Regions from separate parts of the Homo sapiens genome. Here region 2 is linked to region 1. A link is an interaction called in ENCODE POLR2A ChIA-PET data of the cell type or tissue named here. Cell type or tissue: A673. All regions are shown on one strand. Links, peaks and the distances in the headings refer to the core of each region. The heading gives the core; the rest is flanking DNA. Region 1 holds the start of UPB1 (beta-ureidopropionase 1). Region 2 overlaps ADORA2A-AS1 (ADORA2A antisense RNA 1).

Evidence for each region. ChIA-PET counts read pairs that join two places held together with the same protein. Peaks named below come from ENCODE experiments on the same cell type or tissue, not always from the same donor. Only the 100,000 strongest peaks of a DNase experiment are listed, where the experiment ranks them.
Region 2: POLR2A ChIA-PET joins it to region 1 with 11 read pairs; 10 of 35 experiments call an interaction of 5 or more read pairs at or near these places.

The regions. Positions count from the first base shown.
Region 1 is chr22:24,495,314-24,505,334 of GRCh38, reverse strand. UPB1 (beta-ureidopropionase 1) reads right to left here and starts at 10,003. Exons shown (of 10, transcript NM_016327.3): 1 at 9,828-10,003; 2 at 5,057-5,228; 3 at 3,122-3,209. The coding sequence starts at 9,931. RefSeq lists an enhancer at 1,679-1,948. In A673, for the core only: a CTCF peak has its summit at 2,023 (motif pointing right); no DNase peak of the experiment used is centred there.
Region 2 is chr22:24,445,209-24,455,416 of GRCh38, reverse strand. All of the region lies in intron 3 of ADORA2A-AS1 (ADORA2A antisense RNA 1), which reads left to right. Among named protein-coding and RNA genes, the nearest start is that of ADORA2A, 23 kb to the right of the region's middle. RefSeq lists a silencer at 9,745-9,864. In A673, for the core only: no CTCF peak of the experiment used is centred there; DNase peaks (open chromatin) are centred at 3,926, 4,646 and 5,786; H3K27ac peaks cover 3,726 bases.

The DNA of each region.
Region 1 (10,021 bases), core at 2,022-10,021:
GATTTTTAATCCCCAATTCTTAAAATATGAGCAATCAAACAAAGCGTCCAACTTGGAATAAGGACTCTTGGAATAAGAGAGAAAACAAAATTTACTTAATATTAGTATCCTTAGAGGTAAGAGAAGATATCGCAACCATGATGCAAGAACAGGATGTAATACAACAGGGACTTTCAGACCAAAAGAACACTAGTAAATTCAAAATTTGACAGCAGAAATGAAAGGTTGAATAGGAGGGCTGACTGACAAATCAGATCAAATCCACCAGAAAATTGAGCAAAAAGACAAAGTGGTGACTGGGCCCTGTGGCTCACGCCTATAGTTGCAGCATTTTGGGAGTCCAAGGTGGGAGAATTGCTTGGGCCCAGGAATTTGAGACCTGCCTGGGCAACACAGATCTCATCTTTACAAAAAAAAAAAAAAAAAAAAATTCAAGAAAATTAGCCAGGTGTGGTGGTATGCATCTATGGTCCCAGCTACTCAGGAGGCTGGGGCGGGAGGATTGCTTGATCCTGGGAGGTCAAGGCTGCAGTGAGCTGTGATTGTGCCACTGCACTACAGCCTCAGTGACAGAGTAAGACCACGTATCAAAAAAAAAAAAAAAAAAAAAAGGAGGAAATACATAACAAAATTAGGGAACTAGTCCAGGGTTCCAACATCCTAATAGTAGGACTGTCTAGAAAGAGAAAAAAAGAGGGGAAAATAATGAATGAAATAATGCAAGAACATTTCCTAGAGCTTCAGAACCCAAGTTTCTAGACTAAAAGAACCCACTGAGTGCCTAGAGTGGATTAAAATAGATATACACAATGGAATATCATTATGAAATTGTAGAGTACTGGTGAAAAAGAGAAACTCCTACAGTCTTCCAGAGAAAAACAAGTCATAGACAATGGGTCACAAATTAAAATGGCTGTGGACTACTCAACAATGCCCAAAAAACTAGAAGACAATGGAACAATGTGTTCAAACTTCTGAAGGAAAATGATTTCTAACCTAAAATTTGATGCTCAACCAAACTATCAAGAAAATTGTAGAAGGAACATATTTTCAGATGGGCAAGGCCTCAAAAAGTTTACCTCTGATGTGTTCTTCCTCAGGGAACTACTTGTTCTGAGAGTCCCTAGCTAAATGGGGGCTCCAGTACCAGAGCGGTTGGCAACCCAGCACTAACAGGAAATGAAGGGAGCTGGATGTGGTCTCTACAGTGTGCCTTTCACAGGATACATCTTGTACATGGTGGACAGCCTAATGCCTGTCTGTCCAACCCGTGACCAGGGGGTCCCTCATACGTGAAACTTGTTTATACTGGCACATGCTGTGTGGCAGCTCTTGCCTGACCTGTCCCTGCCTGACTACCACTCTGGCCCTAGGAGCCCAACTTTGTGTTTCCACCGGTATCCCAAGGAAAACCCAGCCTGGGGCAGCCCCTGGTTCTTCTCATGGAAGGTGCAAATTCAACACACAATCGCAATAGGAAACAAGTTTAAAGATTTTTTTACTTACAGATCCTGGGCAAGGAGAGTGCCATGAGTCAGGAGGGCAGTCCTCTGTCCCCAGGTCAGATGAGGGAGAAATGAAGAGTCAGAGAGAGTATGGGGCAACTAGCAGTACACATAATGACTAAGATGTGGTCACCTTAAGTTAATGGCCAAATGCCTGGATGGTCCATTTAAAGGAAGCAGCAGGAAAGTGGGCAGCCCAGTCTGCTGGTGGGAGAGAGGCCTCTTAAGTTCTTACCTCTGGCCACTTGGCTTGAGCCATCTCGGTGTGGTGTAGATCTGGAAACTGTGTCCAGCGTGACCGAGCCCTGCCGCTGGTATGAGAGAGTTAAACTTGTATTCAACATGGATGCCGAGGCAACATAAATCTATAAGGATCCACTACACCACTCCACTAAAATAAGGGTATAAACCAAGAAAGAGGAAGCTGTGGGAACAGAGAAACACAAGAGCAAGGCAAAGGGATTCCCCAGGGTGATGATGAGGGGGGATCCCAGGACAATAACTGTGTGGCCAGCAGAGGGGGCACCTGATTCAGACCACAGCAGTCACAAGGCTCTGGGGCAGATTCCTTGGAGGAGATGAAACTGATAGACTGTTTGATGCGTCTAAAACACATTAAGGGAGATTTAGGAATTGATAGAAAGTTTGGGGTTGAATGCGTGGCAAGTAGAAAACAAAGCAAACTCTAGGGAAAACAGAAAATAATTCAGGAAAAGAAATCAAAGTTCAGCCTAGCAATATAGTGAGATCTCCATCTCTACAAACTTTTTTTTTTCAATTAGCTGGGCGTGATGGTGTGCACCTGTGGTCCCAGCTACTTGGGAGGCTGAGGTGGGAGGATTGCTTGGGCCTGGGATCAAGGCTGCAGTGAGCTGTGATTGTACTCTAAGCCTGGGTGACAGAGTAAGTCCTTGTCTTAAAAAAAAAGAAAAGGAATCAAAGTTGACAAAATGGGCTGGGGGGATAGAACAAGGACACATGTATGTCGAAGGGCCAGGAGGAGGCAAGAAAGGGCTAACACTGACATCTTCCATAGGGGGAAGTCAATAGGTGATGCAAAACTAAAAAATTAGGAAGTAGCAACACTAACAAAGGTAAATTCCAAAGGAACTAGCTCAGTGTTGATGCTGGGGATAATAGCTATTTTTTGGTAACAGACCTTGTACACCCATCTGACTCTAAACCATGAGCATGTAAAACTCTGATAAAAATAAAAACCACAAAGGTACATACTACCAGGATGTTTAGATGGGGGGGCTGGCTCTGGGCTGAGATCTGAAGGTAAAGAAGTCCTGGTCAGGAGGGCACAGGAGACCAGCTGGAGGGAATTACAAAAGCCAGAGGTGAGCTGCCAGGGGCTTGGACCAGGTGGTGGTAGAGAGATGGAGAGGAGCGAATGGATTCAGAACGATGTGGGAAAACTGAAGGAATCAGACAACAGCTCGGTGCGTAACAGCAGGGAGGCCGGGGTTCCTGGTGATGTGGACGGAGAACTTTCCATGGATGAGGAAACAAAGGAGATTCTTTAAAAGTCAGGCAGCAGACACTCTTGGCAACATGGAGAGAATACACAATTGTTTGAAGGCAGCAGAGAAAGCACCATAAAAAAGACTCACTCCATGCTTCCTGGAAACAGATGATGTTGACTCCACACATTGCAGCCACCTCTACGATAGCCTTTATGCGTCTATGAAGGGCAGAGACCTGAGAATTTAAAAAGGATTAGAATCCATTTAGTTCTATTGGTAAGGCAATTTTTAGGATCTCATCCTAATGCATATGGAAAAATCAATGCCCACCTGGGCAGGTATGAGGAGTAGGGTGGGGAGGTTCTATATTTGGTTATCTCCTGATGTCCAAAATCTGCATGAAAAGCTGGAGGTGCAGAGGCTCTGGGGTCAGACACTTGGACACTGCCTCAGTTTCCTCACCTGGTAATGGGGAGGCTGCCACCTGACCTGTGGGGTTGCTGAGAGGCAGGGATGAGGATGGTGCTGCTTCCGGTCCAGGGCCCACGTTCACACCCATCTCCCAGGTCAGCCACCCCCTTGGCCCGGGACTCCGCTCCCCACTCTCCTGCCTTCAGAGGCAAGCCTGGTTCCACACTTATCCTACTTATCCTGTGTGCATCTTATCATGGAATGCCTCGCCTCTCTGGCTCTTTTAAATCCCCGTGCTTTGGTGTGTGCTGTGCCCTGGGCCAGGAATGTACTTCCCTCCTCCCACCTAATCTTCCTGGAGGTGTTATCTATGTCACATGTCACCCCTCTGTGGGCCTCTGCAGGCTCTCACAGCTATGGGCCAAGTGTCAAGGTAACTCAGCATCCCCTGGCCTTCGGGAGCCATTGTGTGCCACTGCTTTGTGTGCCACTCTTCCTCTGCTGTCTGTCACTCCCAGGACCCCACAGGCTCCTTGGGGATAGGAAGAAAGCATCCTCATTGTCTGCTTGTCCTTGGCACAATGCCTGGCTCCCAGGAGACATTCAAAAGCGTTTGTTCAAAGACAGACCAAAGGAACCAGGCTGAAAACCCAGAGCGCACAAACTCTCCACAAGGCCTATAGTCTCCTCCTTTGAGAGGCTGTGCACCCCATGGCTTTGTGGATATTTGCTGACAGCATCAGCCCCGCAAACACACATTTGCTTGGTGTTAGCAAAACGCAAAGCATACTTCTAGGCCCTGTGCACGTGAAAAAAACATAGCTGGTCCTATGACTTGACAGTCTGGGATGATAGAGGGGACATATCCACAAAAAACAAATCCTGATACAAAAAGTGAGAGAACTGAGAACCAGACATCTGTGAATCCAACAAAAGCAAAGGAAGGACCAATGTGAATGATGATGCAGAACCAAACCTGGAATCCAAGAGGCCTTAGGTTTCTCCAGAATCCCTAAGAATCCTCAAACACGCCGTATCCTGAGGAAACCTGTGCAGGAAAATCCCTGAAAGTTTGAGCAGCTGGAGGAATGCTGTGGAGAAGTGTATAAAGCAAACCACCTGCGCCTGTGACAACATGTTTCTTTAGGGAGATACAAGATGCTGTCACCTTTATTTACTAACTCTGAGGTCATAAGCGAATGCCTATCTATTCCCGTAATCCTGTAGGCACCACAACTGACAGACTTCTGGGTATAGCGAGTCCCCGCCCTGAGGATTAAGGCAGAAGAACACACGGACAGACGGTCCCAACCAGCGTGTGCTGGCTGGCCGCCTCCTGGCAGGCAGCTGAGAGGCAGCGTCCCGTGGAGAGCACGAGCAGGCCAAAAGGGCACCCTCCCGGTTGGTAAATGGAGCTTCAGATCAATAGCTGGAGAGAAGTGGAAAGATCAGTGAGGAGGAGGGAGAGACAGAATAAGAACAGGAAGACAGAAGAGCCAGAGATGCAGGCTGGAGGGATGTGGGGAGGCCAGGGCAGAAGCGCCTCTGCTACTGCTTGAGGCGCCCAAGCCTGCAGACCCGGAGTATGCGGCCAGCCAGGGCCTGCAGGTGTGCTCCAAGGGCAGGCCACAACCCTGTTTGTGTATTTATTATGGTCAAAAGAGTCTGCACCTGTTCTGCCACAGGGGCATTTGCGGGGAGGGGGATTCTGTTCTGAACCAGCCCCACGTGCACAATGCGGGGTCGTCTCAGCTGCTCCTCCGCTGCTTCAAAGGCATATCCCTGCAGTTCAAAGTCTTCTCTGGAGGCAGCTTCGAAAGCTTCCCTGGGCAGATCAAGCTTCCTAGATGGGCAGGAAAAAAGAGGGAAGGGGATTTTGATGCAGTCTGCTCCACTTAAAATCTCTCTCCCATTTCTTGTAGCTATTTATCAGCCAAAGAGGTGAGGATGTCCTGGCTAGAAGGCGCTCAGTGCCAGGGCCCAAGGGAGCTGGCGAGCAGTGGGGTCCAGCCATGACAGAACACTACACTGAACCTGGACTTTACCTGCAATTGGCAGGGAGACCTCAGCAGAGTCAGCACGGTTAGGCCTGGCAATGGGGAGGCCAGTTAAGAGGTTGGTGTTTTAGAGTTGCTGAAATCACGGTAGGAATTAAAGTCCTGGCAGTCAGCACAGAAAGGAGGGAACAGATTCTCAAAAGTGTTTCTGAACCAGAATCAGGGCTATGCTGAGCCTAGGGTGTGAGGCAGGCTGTGGGAGCCGAGGGGCTTGGAAAATGGGGCTCAGGAGACAGGTTGGATGGAGAGGCCATGACCTGGGATCACATGGATGGCCTTATGGTGAATAAAGACCCTGGCCACTCTGTCCTGCTGCTCCTGCTGGGGGAGGCCAGTTCTACATCTGGTGTTGGGTGGGCTTGGAGGGGCCCAGGTGTTCAGATGGAAGCCCTAAGTGCTCATCCACATTTGTAGTTTATTAACCAAGGCTAGAGAATTAGTTATAAAACCTTCCACTGAAGTGACCATTAGCCAAACAGCAAATACCTCCTGATACCTGTTGCACACCCGAAGGTGAAAGCCACAGAGGCATGGGATGGGACACGGCCCCTAGCCAGGAAGGGCTTACCATCTAAGCGCAAGATGATTATGAAATACTCAGAAAACACATCAAAAAATAACCTGACAGCCATTATCTAATAATAATATTTCTCTCCTACTTTAAATCACTTTCTTGGAGACGTTTCTTTCAAAATCACAGCCCTGTCAGCCCAAGCCCCCTGTCGCCGCCCCCTGCCAGGCACTTTCCATGTGACGGCCCTGACAGCTCTGAGTTCGGTTCCGCCCCTGACAATCAGCCTGCTTTTCAAGTAGTCAAGGTTCCCTTCACTCCAGCAGGTTAGAAATAGCAGCAGTGCCCACACCGTGCCTCTCCTTGCTGTGACTGCCTTAGACAGTCCTCCCACCCTCCAGCGGAAGGGCGCTCCTGCAGGCCACAGCCTCAGAGCAAATCCCCTCTGGTGGACATAAATCACGCAGCTTTCCAGGATATGGGTGTGGGCAGACACCAGGAGAAAAAGGAGCAAGGCTTATGTGTCTATTCCCTCGAAGGCCTGTGGGCCTGGGAGCCAGACAGCTCTTTCAGAGTGTCCTGGTGAACCCTGCCTGGCCTCTCAGCCTGTGGTCTCACACCAGGAAAATGTCAGGTGAAGAGCTCGTCTTGGGTGTGGAAACATGGCTGTAACCACCACCTGGCTGAAGTCTCTCTCCTCATCTTCCCACCATGCACAACCTCCATTACCTACCCTTCTTCCCCCAAGTGATGCCTCCGCCTAGCCAGCCCTGAGGCTGCCCACCTCCTTATCCCCAGCTCCCTGCGAGCTCATTCTAAGCCAAGGTAATACAGGAGAGGCCGCTCCACCCTCCAGGACAGCCACCTTTGGGGCTCTACCTCCTCCCAGCCACTCCTGTCTACTATCTGGGCAGTACCTGTAAGGCCTCTCTGCCCTCCCATTATCAAAGGCGGTGCATTACCACATCCTACACAGCTTCATCTTGGAGAACCTAACCAATCCTCAAGCCATACCCTGTGTAGACGCAGTCAATGACCATGTGCTGTGCCCACCGAAAGGCCTGGTACAGGAGATGCAGTGGAACACTGAGACAGACTGAATGCTTATGTCTGCCCCAAATTCATATGTTGAAATCCTAATCTCCAATGTGATAGGGCTCTTTCAGAGGTGATTAGGTCATGAGGGTAGAGTCCTTTTAAAAGACCAAGAGGGCATGCTTGCTTCCTGCACCATGTAAGAACACAGTGAGAAGGCACCATCAAAAACCAGAAAGTGGGCCCTCAACAGACACCAGATCTGCTGTGGCACCTTGATCTTGGACTTCATAGCATTCAGAACTGTGAGGAATAAATTCATGTGGTTTAAGATGGGGAAAGAGACCGCAGCCAGATGTTGGTTACAGCCAGGGTTGCACACTCAGACAAGAGCTCTGCCACCTGACTTCTTCCTGGTGTGAGACCACAGGCTGAGGACAGTGTTCACTAGGACGTTCCCAAAGGGCTGTCCAGCTACCAGGCCCACAGACCTTTGGGGAAACAGACACACAGACCCTTCTCCTTTTTCTCCCTGTGATTGCCCACAAGTACAGGGAAGTCTGGTATTCTGTTATAGTAGCCCAAAAGTACTAAAACATCAATCAGCCACTGCCCAGGAGGACAAGACCAGCAAATGAGCCATAACCTCACAGACGGCCTCCTGCTGCCACTGCCTGCCCTGGTCCCTGTAGTTGGCTTTCAGACCCTCTACCCCTCACCCTGCTACTGAGGCCTCCCCACTCAGGGCTTCCCTTCAAACTTCAAGGAGTAAAGCCCTTCACTTCCCATCCTAGCCCCACCATGCCCTTCAGGGCCCCCACCTCTCCCACCCAGGGTCAGGCAGACCTTGCCAGAGGACACCAAGTTCCTGCCTCCTCAGCAACCTCTCACTTCTGGAACTTCATCTTTCCATGTCTGATGGCTCTTTACCACCAGCACTTTAAATCATTAAACTAGAGCTCTGTTACAAAAGAGACATGTGCTCATGGCGGGGGTGAATCAAATAGTGGGAAAGGGTATAAAATGAAACATACATTCCCCTTTCTACCCCACCCCTAGTCCCAAAACTCAGAGGCAACCCCTCTTAACAATGTTTTATGTCTCTTTCCTATTTTCCTACGTGTATGCATTACAAATACAATGGTATCATTCTGTATTTTCTGTTCTTCAACTTGCCTTTTTCACTTAATACACATAGCTTGGACATCTTTCTCCACTAGTACCTACAGACCTCCACATCCATCACTGAAGCTGTTAAAGAGTCTCTCCCGTTGAAAAACAGAAGGGAGATAGGGGGGAGAGAAGGTGAGGAAGAAAGAGAAAGAGGGACAGTGTTCCACATATGTCCATGTGTTTACTCACTTGCTGTCTCTCCCTGCTGCCTAGGGAGCTTCCACACATGCTTCCCCTCAGCTCAGGCCTTACCTCCTGGCCCCATCTCAGGAACTGCCAACAGCCTTATCATGGCTAAATCCAGCAGACTTCCTGCTGTCCTCACCCGCTAGACATTTCTGAGCCATCTGATGCTTCTTTCCTGTCCTGCCCCAGAGTCCTCACCTCCAGAATCTCCCACAAAGTCTCTTTCTCTGACCCCTTGAATATCCAGGTTTTCCAGCATTCTCTCCAGCGCCCTCTTTTGTACCTGCTCCTCCTTCACCTGGAATGACCATCTCCAGGGCAGCTCAACAAGCCCAGCCTCGCCCACCTGAGGCCCACCTCCACATAGCAAATAGCCCCTGAGTTATTTCCACCTGCAGACCCTGAAGCTACTGTAGCAGGTTGAGCTGTGTCTCCATCCTGACACCTGGAACCTGTCATTGTGATTTTATTTGGAAAAAGGGTCTTCACAGACGTAATTAAGGTCAGGATCTCAAGATAAGATCATCCGGGATTATCCAAGTAAGCTCCAAATCCAAAGACGTGTGTGTGTGTGTGTGTGTGTATGTGTGTGTGTGTGTGTGTGTGTGTGTGTGTTTGAGACAGGGCCTCACTCTGACTCCCAGGCTGGAGTGCAGAGGAGAGATTTTGGCTCACTGCAGCCTCGACCTCCCAAGCTCAAGTGATCCTCCCGCCTCAGCCTGCCATGTAGCTAGGACTACAGATGCATGCTACCATGCTTGGCTATTTTTTTAAATGCTTTATAGAGATGGGTGTCTCACTATGTTGCCCAGGCCGGTCTCGAACTCCTGAGTTCAAGCAATCTTCCAGCCCTGGCCTCCCAAAGTGCTGAGATTACAGGTGTGAGCCCGGCCAGGAAGTGTCTTTTTCAGCTTTGTGGACACAGTGTCCAGCAGTATACAGCCCTCAGAAAGTCCTGGTGATGCACAAGCTTGCAGGGAGTGGAAAAACCAGCGCCCATGGCTTGCCAGTGGGAAAGGTTCCCTCGCCAACTAAATGCAGACAGCCTCTATTTCCAAGGGTCAGCCAGAGGTCGGGTCACCGCAAGAAGGATGGTCTGGGGCCGGACAATCAGTACACCTGCTGGGTGCTCTGGTTGGAGACAGTGATCCAGCCAGACATCCAGAAGACAAGCCCGGCTCCGGGGAGGAGGGTTGGGATGGCCACAGAGAAAGCCCTGGAGAGTAAAATCCCGTCCTTTTCCTTCCGGTTCTGGGCAACGTGGGGGAGAAGAGATTTGTAAAGGTCACGCCAGGATTCTGCAACCCCCAAGGACCCCGGGGCCGTCCCATCAAGACCTACTATGGTCTCTGCCCGCCAACTCAGGACTTCTCACCGCCTCCCCTGAGCCCTTCAGACCCTGAGGCCCTCCCTGCCTGCTCCCCCAGACCCACACTCTGTGGCCCCAAGACCCCATTAGCTTAGCCTCTTGGCTGCGGACCTGAGTTCCTTGCCATAGAGAACGCGCTTCACTTCCTGCAAGTCGGGGAGCGGCAGGTGCTTCTCCAAGCATTCCTCCAGCGACTTCCACTCAGCGCCCGCCATGGCCACGGTCCGCCAGTGCTTGTGTCCGCGCACGAACTGCCTGCCCTTTGCCCGCAGTGGGAGGAGGTGCCCAGGCCCGGTCAGGCGCCC
Region 2 (10,208 bases), core at 1,168-9,167, 49 kb after region 1:
GAGCCTAGGAGGGGAGGGCAAATGCAGTGGTCCCCAGTAGTCTGTGGGAAGGGAACCATCAGACGTTTTCCTTGTGAACAGGAGGACCTGCTTAGGACAAAGCTGCTGGTTAATGGGGAAGACACACAGGCAGTCCTTTTGGCTCAGTTCAGCATTTGTTGAATACTGACTCTGCCAAAATGGGGCCAGGCACATTTCCCAACCTCGTAGTCTTTGGTCCTTGTGGGTCTTTTTTATTTTTATTTTTTTTTTAGAGATGGAGTCTCACTCTTATCACCCAGGCTGGAGTGCAGTGGTGTGATCTCAGTTCACTGCAGCCTTTGCCTCCCGGGTTCAAGCAATTCTCCTGCTTCAGCCTCCCGAGTAGCCAGGATTACAGATGTGTGCCACATACCTGGCTAATTTTTGTATTTTTAGTAGAGATGGGGTTTCTCCATGTTGGCCAGGCTGGTCTCAAACTTCTGGCCTCAAGTGATTCGCCCAGCTCGGCCTCCCAAAGTGCTGGGATTACAGGCGTGAGCCACCGCGCCTGGCCCCTTGTAGATCTTGAATGGTGGGAAACTGAATAGTGGTTGGTGGAGAGGGAGGAGGTTGTATAGAACCCCTTCCTCAGTAACCCAGGAAAGATGTAGCGAAGGCTAAACCGGGGGAAAGAGCACAGGGAAGAGATTTTAAAGACAATCTTGACCAACTTCAGTATTTTGTCAGGGCTGGCTGCTCCCGCCTCCGGGGACCCCAGTCTGCCTGCTGGTCCTCCTGTGCCAAGGAACTCAGTGGCACAAAACCTCCAAGCAGAAGAGGGCAGGAAAAGGGAGTAGAGCTTTCAGAGTCCTGCTTCTTGTATAAGGACAACATCTCCCCTCCATCACCAAGCAATGGCAAACTCTCAAAATTAAATTTATTTACAAATCAGACATCCCATGATTCTTTTAGCAAGAGGGCAGGCATTTCTATATCTTGAAAATAATAAAAAGGTAAATATTTCTATGTATTTAATACAATTCTAGTTTATTATCGTTTATTTCGTTTGATTCTATTAATGAGCTTATGCAGTAGCCAGGCAGGAATTATTGGCAGCTAACAGATAAGGAAACTGAGGCACAAGAGAGTTTGACTTACTCAACGTCACATAGACTCATAGTCACATAGTAGTGAAGCCAGATCTTAACACTTCACAGGCTAGAAGGGGTTGTAGAAGCTGGGACCACAGCTGTTCCAGGGATGTTTGTGGGATAAAGTGGCCTAGGCTAGGAATTGGGATTTGTTCTGTATTTTATCATCTTTTGAGATTATCTGTGGCCTTGCATGGGTATAAAGACGGATATAAAGACCAGGGTTCTGGTTCCAATTCTGCCAGTCATCTGCCATGTGAACTTAGCATGACTCAACTTTTTTTGGTCTTGGTTTTCTAATTTCTAATATCAGAATTTAAAGGATCCTGGGATGTTTTAGGAGGAAGGGGCATTTAAATTATATCATTAAAATTTGGGCTAAAAGTGAGAGGAAAGACAATAACCATGAGCACTGGCACAAAGGTGGAAATTCAAGGTCTGGTCTGGAAATAGCTAGAGAAATTTAACTTGGAATATAGAACAGGTGTTGATATAATGAGTTCATTTATTTTGCCTGCTGTATGATAGTTCATTGAAGTAGTAAACCACAGTTCATATATCCATTCTAACTCTAAAAGATACTAAGAAATACTAAAAATGTTGCTTTGACATTTTTAGTATTACAGTGACACAATGAACATCCAAGTGCATGGTTTTTAAAAATATGTGTGTGACTTGATTGAAGATTGAGGCTTAGAAATGGAAAATGCTAGGTTATAGGCTATTCACATCTTCAACTCTACTAGGTATTATGTATTTCTGTTCCCCACCAAGACTTTTAAATTGTTGCTAGTTGGCTGACTGTGAATGGTGGTAAAATATATTTTAATTTTCATTTTCCTAATTACTAGTGAGATCGAATTTATTTTCATGTGTTTGTTGATCATTTAGGTTTTTTCTTCTAAGGTGTCTGATAATATCTTTGTTTATTTTCATAGGAGTTATATATTACAGACACTAATCCTTTATTGATTATATGCATTGCAGATACCTTCTTCCAGTCTGTGGCTTGTCTTTGTACTTTACGTTGTTTCTTCATGAAAAAAATTTTTTTTAAAGTTTCATTAGTTAATTTAGCAGCATATTCTTTTATGGCTTTGCTTTTGTGTTTTAAGAAATCTTTGGCCAGAGGTCATAAAGACATTTTCATATATTTGCTTTTTAAAGTGTTAAAGATCTTTGTTTCTTTCACCTTTGTCTTCAATTTTACCTTTCCATGTTTCAGAACCACTTAATGAACCTTCCATGCTTTTTCTGTGGTTTGTAATGTGACCTCTACCACATACCACATTCCCATACAAAGACAGGTTTGCTTCTAACCTTTGTGTCTCATTCACTTCATCTGTTTGCCTGTTCCTGTACCACACTATTGTATGTTAGGACAATTCTTCACCTTCTTTAAAAGGAAGAAGATTATTGTGGCTCTTCTTGGCCTTTTTTCTTTTCAAATGATTTTTAGGATCCAAAATGTATAATTTATGAAAGAAAATCTATTGGAAATTTTAAAGGATTACACTTGATTTCCAGATGGACTGGGGATAATTGCCAGTTTTATAGTATTGATTCTTCCCATCCATGAACATGGCACATCTCCTCATCTGAGTCTTCTTTTTGTGCATTTGTTGGATTTATTCTAGGTACCTTCTGGTTTTTGCTACTATTATAAATGATATATTTTAAATGACTTATAATAGTTTTTGCTGCCCTATAGGAATGCTGTTGGTTTTTTATGTTGATTTTATATCCGACAGCCTTGATAAACTCTCATTAGTTCCAATAATATTCCAAAGAAATGTTTTGAATTTTTCTATATAGACAGTTAATTCAGCTGCAGATAATGTTATTTTGTTTCTTTTCTTTTTCATGTATTATTGTGATCTCTAGGAACTTTAGTACTATATTGGATAGAATAGTGGGTTTGGTCTTGACTAGAAAGAGAAGGCTTCTTATTTTTTTTATTTATTTTTTTGAGATAGAGTCTCCCTCTGTAGTCCAGGCTGCAGTGTAGTGGCGTGATCTCAGTTCAGTGCAATCTCTGCCTTCTGGCTTCAAGCGATTCTCCTGCCTCAGGCTCCCGTGTAGCTGGGATTACAGGTATGTGCCACCACAACCAGCTAATTTTTGTATTCTTTAGTGGAGATGGGGTTTCACCATGTTGGCCAGGCTGGTCTTGAACTCCTGACCTCGTGATCTGCCCACCTCAGCCTCCCAATGTGCTGGGATTACAGACATGAGCCACCGTGCCTGACCGAAAGAGAAGGCTTCTATTTCACCATTGACTATGGTGTGTTCAGTGAGATGTTGAAAAATATACTTTATTGAGTTAAGAAAATGTTTTTATATTTCTAGTTTGCTAACAGTTTTTTCTATGATTGGGTGTTGACTTTTTTAAATCAAATGCATTTTCTGCATCTGTTGAGATTCTCCTTTAGTGTTCTTTAACTTATTAATATGAATGATATTGAATGATTATCTGATGTGAAACCATCCTTGCATTCCTGGGATAAACCCTACTGGATAATGATTTATATATTTTTTTGTACATTGCTAGATATGGCTTGCTAATCTTTAGTATTTTATATCTATGTTCATTAATAAAATTGGCCTCTAATTTTCTTTTCTCATACTGTCCTTATAGGGTATACAAATGTAAATATACTATTTTTAATAAGAATTAGAGTCATTAGAATTAGAAGGGAATTTAAAGAGCATCTAGTCTGATCTCATCATCTTATAGTGGAAGACACTGGAACTCAGAGAAAGGAAATAGCCTTTCTAAAATCATACAAAATTAGAAACAGAGTTGGGACTAAAGTGCTTGGCAAAGCACTTGCATTTCAAATTACTTTCCCATTCATGATCTCATTTTATCTCCACAACAGCCTTGCAGGGAGGGTAATGCTTATTGTCCCCATTTTATAGATGGGCTAACTGAGGTCCAGTCACTGAGGTCATGACTTATGTGACCTAGCAGAGTTGGGTCCTAGACCCCTCCAAAATTTCTTTTGTTCTGTGCCCAACCCCACTGACAGAACCACTTATCTGCCTGAAATGAAGGGACCCACTGAGTCATGTATCTAAAATTAATATTTTGTAAGAGTCCAGCAATATTTTCACAGGCATGTCAAATGGATGCCCCATTTACAGATAACCCTCAATGGGCAAAGATGAGGGCTTTATGGTCCTTAAAGGTCCTTGGTGGCCAGGACACTGTGGAGGCCAAGATAAACCACTGGTCTCTAAGAATGTTCTTTGGTATATAGAAGGCCAGGATCCTTAAATGCAGTCTTTCTAAATGGGGTCAGAGTACAAGACCTTAAGATCCTGTCCTCAAAATTTCAACAGAAAGGGGCTCCAGTTTCTCTTTGTCCCCTCCCCCACCCTCTGGCCACCACCCACCTTCCTCCATATCTCTCAGCAAGCTGCTTCCTGCATCAGCGCCCTTGTTTTGCTTGTGCTATTTGTGTCTGCTTCTAACAGCTGGCCCCAGCCTGGCAGCCCCTAGCTCTGAGGATTATCCAATTATCCCATTAGCCCAGCATGTCCTTCCTTCCTCCAGAGCTATTAGCTCCCCATCTCCCTCTCCCTCTCTCTCTCCCTGGGCTTGTCCATAGCCTCCCTTGCTCCTTCCCTAGCCAGGCCTAGAGCTGGGTGGGTCAGCCCACAGTCAAATAGACTCAGAGAATACCAGAGCTGGAAGCGATATGTATCCACTGCTTCATCATTTTGCAGGGAAGGAAACCCAAAGTCACATGACCAGTTAATGGCAGCAGAGAACTAAAACCCAGGTCTCTCGACCCAGTCAGTGTGCCTTACCAAGTGTTGCTATGCTTCGCCCTAGGATGGAGGAGATACCATCCCCACTCCTCTCTCTGGGATTCAAATTTATAGTCTTGGTAGGAAAATAGAACATACACTGGTGAAAACCAGCACATTATTCAGGCGTTAAGTCATAACTTAGCAGCAGAAGAGATGTCATCAGAAGCAGGTAACAAACTTCTGGTGCGTGGGACAGGCATGCATCTAAAGGCGCTCAGGAAGGGGAAAAGAGGATTTCAGCAAAGTCTCCCTCCATCTTCATGGAAGAGACGGCTCTTCAGGTGGTCCCTGAAGCATGGGAATTGTCTAAAGTAGGGGAGTGACAGCATCCCAGGCAAAGTGGCCTGCCTGAGAGACAAAGGCAGGGAATGGGGTAAGAGGATGGTAGACAGTTCAGTTTGGCACAGTGAGGAGCAGGGTAGTGGGTAGGAAAGTGGGTGGTCAGAGACAGGCTGGAGGGCAAAGCTGTGTCCTTGAATGGCCACAGAAAGAAGGTGGACTTGATCTGCTGCATATTTAGGGTCCACTAAATGTTTTGGAGCAAGGGAGGGACATGGCTGATGCTGTGCTTTGGAGATATTAATCTGACTGCTTGGGCTGAATAGATTGCGGTAAAAGAGATCAACAAAGAGGTCTGTTTGGAGTGTATTCAGGTTGGTAGAGATGATAGTGCCTCCGCCAAGACCATGACTTTGAGGGGTTACTGAGGGGTAGAGTGGATGGAACAGATTCCAAAGATGTTCAGAAAGAATTAACAGAATGCAATAGATTGGATTTGGGAAGATAAGGAGAAGAGCTCCTACTAATAGGATTAGGGAAGTAAGAAGTGGCCACAGGAAGTATGGGGTAGGATGGAGGAAGTGGATGAGGACCCTCCCCAGCTTCACCCTCTGGCACTCCTTGGGTGAGAGCATTTTGTAAAGTTGGCAGAGTTTGCTTAACCCTGGGCTGCAGGATGCCTTCTCTACCCTATGTCTCAGCCCCTCCAGGCTTCTCTGCTGGATGTCCACATGTTGACCCAATAAATCATCATGGTACCCTCCCCAGATGGCAAATGTCCTTCACTTGGGGTAATACTGCTGTCATCTAAGGAGGAATTTTTGGCCTTGGGGTGTATTCTGTTAATACAGGACTCTGGGCCTCTTTGATGCCTTTCAATCCATACCAGGTAGTTGTCTCCCAGCTATACTCATACATTTGATGCAGGTAGTGACTTTTTAATGTATATGTTGTCATTCCCTCCTCCTAATCCTCTGTCTTATCCCACATACCTGCTCTGGGCTTCCATGAACTGAAAACTGAACTGAAGGCAATTCTGGCCACAAAAGATGAGCCATCTTCACTAGCCTTGTGCCCTCGAAGTACAGAGAAGTCTCCTCAAGGCCCATAAGGGGGTCCAGGCCTCTTCCAGGCCAGCAAGCACCTGAATATCCTGACATGACTGTCCTTGGATCACTGAAGACCCAGCCATGAGTCTCAAATTGTTGCATCTTGGTGGCCTTTAACGTGAACTAGTTATTCTGCTGAAGCTTCTGTGAGCCCAGTTGTGCCTTTTGGAATAGCACAATGCAAGCTGTTTCTCTCATCTGATCTGTTCACCATAGCTCTCCCTAAGTCTTCTCCAACCTCATGTCCTCCAGACATTTTCAGTTTCTAGATGCTCCCTGTCTTGATCCCCTTCCTTTGGCCACTTGTTAATTCGTTGAGTGTCATTGGGAGGTTACCGTCTTGTTTGCAGGCACAAAATGACAAACTCATTTCAGTTTGTTCATGAGCAGGTGGTGTTGAGAAATGAGCATGTCTCCTGCCTTGAGTGGGTACCTGGTGAGTCCCTGTAGCCTGGGACTCACTTCCTAGTAACTAGGATGTCAGTGCAGCTTGAGGCTGCAGTTGCTTCTTTCCCAGCCTGTCCCACGGTGTTAGCCAGTGCTCAACTGAGTAACTGTAGTGTCCATGTTGTTTTGACCTGAACTGATAGTAGGCTGGGTCTCTCTATCCTCCCACTCCTCCCTGCACATTGGCTTTTTCTGAAATTGAGCAGGCTTTTTTTTGGGTTTTTTTTTTTTTTTTTTTTTTTTTTTTTGAGATGGAGTCTCGCTGTTGCTCAGGTTGGAGTGCAGTGGCGTGATCTCAGCTCACTGCAACCTCTGCCTCCCAGGTTCAAGTGATTCCCTTGCCTGAGCCTCCCGAGTAGCTGGGACTACAGGCATGCACCACCACATATGGCTAGTTTTTTTTGTTTTGTTTTTTTTTTTTTTTAGACGGAGTCTTGCTCTTTCGCCCAGGCTGGAGTGTAGTGGCATGATCTCGGCTCACTGCAACCTCCACCTCCCTGGTTCAAGCAATTCCCCTGCCTCAGCCTACCGGGTAGCTGGGATTACAGGTGCCTGTCACCACGCCTGGCTAATTTTGTTGTATTTTTAGTAGAAACGGGGTGTCACCATGTTGGCCAGACTGGTTTCAAACTCCTGACCTCAGGCAATCTGCCCACCTCGGCCTTCCAAAAATGCTGGGATTACAGGCATGAGCCACCGTGCCTGGCTAGTTTTTGTATTTTTAGTAGAGACGGGGTTTCACCATATTGGCCAGGCTGGTCTCAAACTCCTGACTGCAAGTGATCCACCTGCCTTGGCCTCCCAAAGTGCTCAGATACAGGAGTGAGCCACCACATCCGGTCTGAGCAGGACTTTACACTGGTCCTTGCTCAGTTTTATCTGTCCAGCCCTTTGAGGTCATTTTGAATCCTGACTCTGTTGGCCCAGACATTTACTGTATCCCTTCTCCATTAACCTCTTAGATAAGTCTAAATTTCCCTAATGTCTAGACTTTCATAAACAGATGGGACAGTATAGGGTTGAAGAAAGTAAATGATCCATAATCAGTGACCCTTGCCTAGGTCGTCTGCCAGTTCCACACCCACCTCCCGGCACCCAGAGATCAGGGACTTCCAGGTGCCTGGCTTGAACTCATACCCACCACATTTCTCCCTCTGGCAATGGCTGGGCAATGTCAGTGATCAGAATATAGAAGGTGGTCAGTAGCTCTCCTCCCTGCCACCCCATCTTCCTTCCCTCCCAGCCTCCTTTCCACTCTCTGATTCCAAGAACACTGGAGCTATTGATTGGTTACCCTCTTATTTTTCTGAGCTGAGAATGGATTTATTACTGCAATAATAATGATCATCATCATCCTGGGCATTTGTGTTAAATATACCTTCCAAAGCACTGCCACATTTATTTATTTTTTTGAGACAGAGTTTCACTCTTGTTGCCCAGGCAGGAGTGCAATGGTACAATCTCGGCTCACTGCAACCTCTGCCTCCCAGGCTCAAGAGATTCTCCTTCCTCATCCTCCCAAGTAGCTGGGATTACAGGCACTTGCCACCATGCCCAGCTAATTTTTATTTGTCTTTTTTAGTAGAGACAGGGTTTCACCACGTTGGCCAGGCTGGTCTTGAACTCCTGACCTCAGGTGATCCACCCACCTTGGCCTCCCAAAGTGCTGGGATTACAGGCGTGAGCCACCGCGCCCGGCCCACATTTATTAACTCATTTTATGTAAAAGTAGGTGTGGCAGCTCAGTGACTTGTCCTGTCAAAGAAGTCAATGGCAAGACCAGGGATTGAAACTGGTGCTTTGACTCCCCGTTCAGCAGTCAGTGGAACAGGGTGGTGGCTGGAAGGAGCAAGTGGTGGGATTATTGGGCATCTCTGAACCAGGCAGCAGAGAGAATCAAGCTGAAACCCCAAGAGATAGCCTGCAGGATGCCTGGCCAGGTCCCTCCAGTTCCCCTAAAAGTTCTGGAACTGAAAGAACAATTAATTGTGATATTGGACTGGGACTCAATTTTCCTAAGAGAAAACTTGATAATTTCTAAAAGTCTCATCTATCTTTAACAATTCCAGAAATCTCTGAATATAAACCAGGCTCTATCCCCCTCACTCCCCTTTCCAACCTAACTAGAAAATGTGGGTGGGTTGAGAAAGAACAGAAAAGAAAGATAAAAACTGTGACAGCCTTCTGACAACATTTTAACTTGAAAATTGCCTCCAAATGGATGGCATAATTCAGTGTAGGCAGATGAAAATCAGGCGCAGATTTACTCAGCCCCTCCTTGTTCTTATTTCCTGACTAACACATTGAAGAGATGGGGCCCTGGAGCTGACCGCCGGCCTCTGACAGGCCAGCTTGGTGTGGCCCCCTCTGTGAAGCCCATCCTGACTGCCCGCTGGCGTGTGGTTTTCACCTCCTCTGAGAGCCTGTGTGTCCCTCACAGGCTTATTCCCTCCGTCGGGCTTATTCTCCCCGTCGGGCTTATTCCCCTCAGTCAGTTGTTGGCTCCCTGCGTCCTGCCCCCGGCTCAGTGTGCATCAGCAAGGGCTCATTAAGTGGTTGGGAGAGGGACAGAGAGCCAGGAGACAGGGCTCAGGTCCTAACCAGCTTGATCCGAGGGCTTAGCTGGTCGTTAGGTGACAGTCCAGATGGCTGATTTGACAAAGAGTCACTCCTCTCCTCCCCCAAACGGAAACACTTCCTTGGACAAGGCAAAGAAGTGTGGATGGGTCCATGCAAAGCCTTCCCCACCTCCCTCAGAGGACCCTGGGTTGGCTACACCTGTCACCTGCCCAGCCTCATGCTGACTTCCTGGCCTGGCCTTTCTCCTAGGCCAGCCTCCCTCCAAGCCTGACTAGTGGGAAGCAGAGGGACTTGTCAGGAAACTCTGCTAAGCTGCTCTTTCTTCTCTGGAAAAAGAAAGGGTTGAACCAGAGTCTCACGAGGTGCTTCTTGTAGCTAGGTTCTGTGTTGTGTGTCCATCCCCCTCTTTTGAGGTTGTGTGAGTCATCTGACATTCTCCTGCCCCCTCCCTTGGCTCTGCAGCCTGACAGGGGCTGTCCTAACAATGACAGTGACTGCTAATGATGAGTGACAGCAGCAATGAGGGGCACCTTGGGAGAGAGGGGGGATGGGTGTGGGGAGGAGGAGAAGGTGGTAACCTTGCACACTGAGCAGTAAGGGTCAGGGAGGGAGCCACTTGCCTCACAGCACACCTGGGTCTTCCTAAGTTCTGTCCCCTCTAAAGTAACTTCTCCCGTCAGCAGAGGGTCATTGCTTAGCATGCTCAGAAAACAGTTGTCCGGCACTGGAGCTCAGGGGAGGGTGTCCAGCTGTGGCAAGAGCCCGTAGCAGCAGCCATGCGGGGGAGCAGCACAACATCGCAGGACAGCAGTGGCATCCCAGGCACAGAGTGCTGGCCTCACCCACTTTTCCCTGCGGCCCC